Linked DNA regions of Homo sapiens: region 1 is linked to region 2. A link is a contact called in ENCODE Hi-C data. All regions are on one chromosome and are shown on one strand. The core of a region is the stretch at or near the end of the contact, and the rest is flanking DNA. Distances in the headings are between cores, read along the strand shown.

Region 1 (3,384 bases), core at 495-2,994, 6.7 Mb after region 2:
ATGCAGACTTTACCCAGTTTCCCCCCCATTTGTAACATTTTGCAGAATGATATAGTATAATATCACAACCAGGATATTGATATTATCCACCAATCTTATTTAGATTTCCCAGTTTTACTTGTACTCATTTGTGTGTATGTGTGTATAGTTCTAGACAAATTCTAGACTGCATCCACCATCACAGGCAAGATACCAAATAGCACGTCAGCACGAGGATCCCTCATGTCACTTTTTTTATCACCAAACCTACCTCCTGCCCTCCTCACCTCCGATCCCTAACCCTTGGCAACCACCATAAAATGGTGTCATTTCAAAAATGTTATGTAAATGGGATGATGCGGTATTAACCTTTTGGGATTGGCCTTTCTCACACAGCAGAATTCCTTGAAGATTCATCCAGTCATGGTGGGTATTCATTCAAGTCATTAGGCATTGGGTGTGTCTGACTCACTACTTTATCCTCAACACTTGTAACACTGCCTCGTGTAATGTAGGCACTCAATACATACTTGTTGAATGAACGAATGCACCAGTTCTCCCAACAGATTCAACTGGTCAATGCATCAACAAGAAATGGATGTCTTACTGGAGAGCTCCTGGGAGATGGGGAAGCGAGTCCCACATGGAGCCCAATGACAACACACACAATTCCCTGCTAAGTTTCCTCACTCCTGCTACCCCTGATCACCCCCTCTCTCTTCTCCTCCCTGTTGGTCCCTCAATACCCCTCCTATCGTTCTCAGCATTTTCATTTTTGCCCTAAGCTTACATACCCTGTTCAACAAAAATGCAAGCCATGGAAATGGCAGGACAAAGACCATCTGCTCTTCCTCAGAATCGTCTTTGGGAACCTCAGTACCTCCAGCCTTGATAAAATGGACGAAGGGGGACCGGGCGTGGTGGCCCACCTCTGTAATCCCAGCACTTTGGGAGGCCAAGGCAGGCAGATCACGAGGTCAGGAGCTCCAGACCAGTCTGGCCAACATGGTGAAACCTCGTCTCTACTAAAAATACAAAAATTAGCCGGGCTTGGTGGTGGGTGCCTGTAATCCCAGCTACTTAGGAGGCTGAGGCAGGAGAATCACGTGAACCCAGGGGGCGGAGGTTGCAGTGAGCTGAGATCGCGCCACTGCACTCCAGCCTGGGTGACAGAGTGAGACTCTGTCTCAAAACAAAACAAAATAAAATAAAGCAGAATAGACAAAAGGGAAATGCCAACTCTAGTGGCCTGAAAAAAGCACGATTAAGGGCTGCGTTTGGGTGGCAGGAATGGAAAAGAATTGAAAAATGTGACAGGCCCTCAACCACTCATTCTTCTACTTTAAATATTTGAGAAGAGGGTAGAATTAAAAAATGCTTCCCCACCTCCATTCTACTAGATTCCTATTGCCTAACAGTACCCAGAACTAGTCATGAAAAAGGGTGCAGTTCTGCGGGGAAGAAAAATATGTCCGTGGTTTGTTTATCTTGTTGAAGATGACAGGTAGAATACCAGACTGATGAGGGAGGCTGGCACACCAAATCTTTCTTTCTCAGTTTCAAAAACACCAAAAGTTGATGCCAAGATATTCAATTTATCTGGGTCCTTAATTCTGACACATTTCATACATAAGCCAGGGTAATTAGCTCAAAACTCCACAAGAGCTATGATGCGTGCTCCGTTCTTGAAGGACCCAAGAGACGCTCCATCTTACCCTCTGAGCCTTCCTTGTTATGTTTCATGTGGGTGGAATATATGACCAGGAAGTTCTGCAGGATTTGTTTATTGCTTTGATAAAGCCACAGCATTTCTCAAGTGCTCTATGCTGCAAGCGTCAGGAACACGCTAGGAAACCCAAATGTTTGCTGACCCACTAACTTTTTCCACCAAAGCTTTCTCTAATTTAATCCCAATTCAGGAATAAGCTGGATAGACACTTGGGCAATCAACTCACGAAAAATCTAAGTGTGTTGGCGTGACATCTACAATATTTGCACAAACACTTCCTCCTGACCAAAGTTCAGCCTGACTCCTTTAAGAAGGTTGCTGGTCCAGGTTAAGTATAAACACCTTTGATGGCTTCTTAAAAACTGTTTAAAGACTGTTTGGGTGGTTTTTAAATGGCCAGGAGATGTCTTTCTCATGACAAATCAGTACATGCAGACCAAAAAGTCATCACCACCGTTCTCAACATCCAACAGTGATGAGATGTATGGCCTCAACACTTGAACTTCTTCCTGGGAGTTTAGACTCAGAGACCCTGCACAGAAAAACACAGCGCCAACTGCCCCAGCTCCTGTGCCACATCAAAAAGCATCCTTTGAGGTCCAGCCCCAGCTAAGAGGCAGATTTTCTTGGACACAACCAGCAAACAGAGATGTGGCGGCACTGTATTCAGCCAGGGTGGGGAAGAGAACAGTTTCTTTCTCATAACTAAGAAAGGCTTTCCCAAGGCCAGGCGCAGTGGCTCATGCCTGTAATCCCAGCACTTTGGGAGGCCGCGGTGGGAGGATCACTTGAGGTCAGGAGATGGAGAACATCCTGGCTAACACGGTGAAACCCAGTCTCCACTAAAAATACAAAAAATTAGCCGGGCTTGGTGGCGGGCACCTGTAATCCCAGCTACTTGGGAGGCTGAGGCAGGAGAATGGCGTGAACCTGGGAGGCGGAGCCTGCAGTGAGCTGAGATCGTGCCACTGCACTCCAGGCTGGGCGACAGAGTGAGACAACGTCTCAAACCAAAAAAAAAAAAAAAAAAGAAAGAAAGAAAGAAAAAGAAAGGCTTCCTGGAGGGCTGGGACTTGAGGACCTGCCTCAGTGGCCAGAGGGAACTGGCAAAGGGCTGGTCCTGCCAGGTTGGGAGTGCAGGGCTAGGATTTGGAGACAGATGTGGTTGCCTGAACAAAGCAGGTGCAGAGGGAATTTCCCAAGAAAGAGCAGTGGACAGAGTCAGGCTTAGGGCTTTTTGTTATTTGCTTTTTGTTTTTTTTCCTGTGTTAAATCTTATCTGTTCATTGTAGAACACGTGGATAAGTTAAAGAAATAAATGAGAAAGATACCACAGTTACATTACCAAAAGGAAACCACTGAAATCATTTTGATATGTTTTTCTCCAGGTGTTTTTGAGTGCGTGTGTGTGGGCAGCGTTTACATATTAGTGATCACCAGTTTATAACCTACTCTTTTTCACTTAACATATGATGCAAGCATTTTCCCAGGTCATTAAATTCTTTTAATGGGTGCATATTATTCCTTCTTGGGGGCATGGTGTAATGTAGACTACCCTACTGTTGGACATTTAGGTTATTTCCAATTTTTGGCTATTATACATAAGGCCCTGATAAGTAACGTCCTGCATAAAATTCTAGAGTTCATCCCCTACCCTGTATTTGGGTGGCTGTTAC
Region 2 (2,988 bases), core at 147-2,646:
AAGTAAAAAAGTAACAGGCTCACCAGGGCAGAATTTGCTGCTTCATCCCCAGTACACACCAGGATGTTGCCATCATTCTCTGGGCTTTGGAAAATGGCATTTTTGGTCAATAGTTTGCAAGTAGGTCCTCCAAAAAATGTATGTACAGGCTGGCAGGAGCAGATTGGATTTCCAGTGTCATCCAGTCGGTAGGACATTTCCATCAGCACACTTCGTATGGTGGTGTGATTTTTATCTATGGGACAGAGAAATCAGTGCTGCACCATGGGGACGCTACACAAAAAATTAACCAAGTACCCAAACCTCACACGCTTACAACCTAGTTGGATGGAAAAGCCATAAATGCATTAAACCATCAAGAACAGTTACAAAACAAATGAAAGAACAATATCACAGCATCAATGAAATTTAGAACCGTAGGCTAGCATCAGTGAAATTTAGAACCATAGGCTAGGAATCAAGTTATCTACAATAGCTTTTTGCTTAAGAGAAAAACAATTCTGTGAGTTGTCTGTTTTAGTAAAATCAGTCTCCTGCCAGACCTCTGCTAGGGGATTTCTCTCTCAAGAATTCTCAGTAAAAGGTTTTTCCCTTCCCCCAGTGAGAACCTCATTAGCCCCTGGGACTGCACATTTTTATAAAGTGAAAGCATGCTATTACAGAAAGGGAAACATGTATCTGAAATTCTGCTGGGAGGCAAACAAAAGCAAGATAACAAAATAGGACCCCCAGGCTTTGTACACCAGTCACAACAAATCACAGTCTTGGAGACAGCCGAGCTGTGGGATGATGAAGAGCCAAAGGGTCTGAAGTGGTACTGGGATGTTTCTCAGCTCAAACAAAACTTAAAAACATGAGTAGACCCACCCACAACTAGCAGAAGTGTGAGCATTTAATGACTAACTCTGACTATACATCTGCCTGACTGTTACAAATGTGTTTAATACAGTTGTTACCTCAGCATCTGTTTTTAGGGCTAGCATAAATTATTTGAAACCCAGATGTACCCTGTCAACTTTGGCCTAGTTAAAACATCCCTTCCCTGAGCAGAGGTTTGAAATATAGCCCACTTGTCCCTCCCCTCCACCCCTACCCCACCCCTAAGGGAGCAGGCCTGTCCTGGATGGCTCCCCCTTCTTCCCATTGGCCCCTGAAGCATGCTGCCCTCTTCTCTGTGGGATCTGTCAAGTAAGCTGATTCCGTTATTTCCTGTGTTTTGTGCACTGCCTCCTTTGTGTCTCACCTGACCAACACACCTGAACCTAACTTGTTTCCTAGTCAGGGCTCTTCTAGAGAGTCACTATCTCAAGGGAAATGAACTAGACACAGTTCAGACAAGAGCCACAAGGGTACCTGCCAGTACAAACAAGTTTCCTGTGAGAGGGACATCTGGTCATGGGTCAGGCAGGCATTAGGCCATCTGCCAGGACAGAGGAGTATCCTGTGAAAGGCAAACTATGAACACCCACAACGAACTCCCTAGTGTTTGGCAGGACAGGGCTAGAGTTTATAGCCACTCTCCTGACAGAGACCTCAAGACCAAATTAGAAAGAAAAAACCTAGAACACTGACCATCAGTACAGTTTACCAGGAATTTAGATTCATGCCGCTTAGCCTAGAAAGAACCTGTGAATGAAGCACAGTCTGCTGTTATGCGTTCCACCTCTGATTCCAGAGGCAGAGATGTTCAGCTGGCTGGGCACACACAGCCACTGTTGTCCATTTCAGTATGCCAGCCGGGCTACTACATGGCTGCCCTAATCTGGGCCTTTCTCTCAGGGGAAGTAAGAGGCAGGCAGAAGATACGAAAGTGATCTCAAGGTGGCTCAATGACCTAGAGCTGGCCCCCTTGTTCCACTACTGTTCTAAACTGTAGGGGCTCCTAAGTGGCTAATTCACTTCCAGGAGTACCTGGCAGAATATGCTCCAGTCCTCACACGTAAGGAGCAGGGAGGCAGGCTCTGTGGGGGAGCTTGGAGCCACCATACTCCCTGTAGTAGCAAGAGCTACAACACACCTCGTTAGCCTGTGAGCGGTACCACAGCCACCCAAAGGGTAGGATCAAACCCTCCTTCCCTTTTCTCTACCACTGTGCTCCCAAATAAGCTATGGGAGACCCCAGCACTACTTACCAGGCCTGTAGGTCACAAGACAGTGCCGGGAGCTGTTCTCTGTCTGAAAGTCTATGCAGCCCCCTGGCTCCAAGGGCAGCACATGAGGCCAATGAGAAAAGTCCATTTTCTGTTCCCAGAATGAAGCATCCTCCAAGGTTCCAGCCAGCACCCCACCATATGGAAATGCAGCTGAGGCAGCTCTGGGCATGTATGACAGGGAGACCAGTGGGCATCTGAAAGGAAAGTAAGGAAACTGTATCTCACACTCCAAAACTCGGACGGCTCCAGACCCCACTACCAGACCTCAAGCACATTCCCACCTCTGCAGAGGAGGTTAAACGCCTTTAGTCACTATCCTCTGATATCTGATAAAAATTATCAACCCTCTCTGTAGAAACAAAAGGACATACATATAATATTCTGCAACTAATTTCAGGTGAGATACCAGATGCTCTAAAAGAAAAGGAAAAAAAGAACTAGGAAATTTAAGGGATACAAGATCACAATTACTATGAAGCTTGACTGATGTGAAGCTTCTGGAAATGGGTTTAGCCACATAAGAAAAGTCAGAAAAGAAACAAAGCTTATATACATAACAAAATAAAGATCCCAAGTTGTAGTTGACAGACCCCACAATTAAAATACAGCTAAAAGCAGCTACATTTTAATTCAGAAACAGGACTGTTTTAGGTTTTCTAAATTTCCTTCTGCAAGCATATGACCAGGACTATGCGCCAAGAATTCTCTCAGAAATATCATCCTTCCGACTGTGTTCCTATCAACTCATTTCTGCTATGAAGTCGTTCGTGCCAAAGTTGCCAAAGTGTCTACTTTGCCTGTTTTATTTTCCCTGTCACAATAAAGGTAATCAAAG

The links. Hi-C counts contacts between places; a loop is a spot of excess contacts on that map. Pooled maps may share reads with other maps.
Region 1: a loop to region 2 is called in a pooled map of psoas muscle, with 26 times the contacts of the local background. The contact joins two enhancer-like sites. A Hi-C loop is called at or near these places in 2 of 50 pooled maps.

What each region holds. Positions count from the first base shown.
Region 1 is chr16:81,292,672-81,296,055 of GRCh38, forward strand. No RefSeq gene overlaps it. Among named protein-coding and RNA genes, the nearest start is that of GAN, 21 kb to the right of the region's middle. Within about 2 kb of position 1,745, at least 2 of the 41 ENCODE cell types and tissues checked have a DNase peak (open chromatin) inside an H3K27ac peak, as active enhancers do.
Region 2 is chr16:74,626,320-74,629,307 of GRCh38, forward strand. RFWD3 (ring finger and WD repeat domain 3) reads right to left here. Exons shown (of 13, transcript NM_018124.4): 11 at 2,133-2,347; 12 at 24-235. Among named protein-coding and RNA genes, the nearest start is that of GLG1, 21 kb to the left of the region's middle. Within about 2 kb of position 1,397, at least 4 of the 41 ENCODE cell types and tissues checked have a DNase peak (open chromatin) inside an H3K27ac peak, as active enhancers do.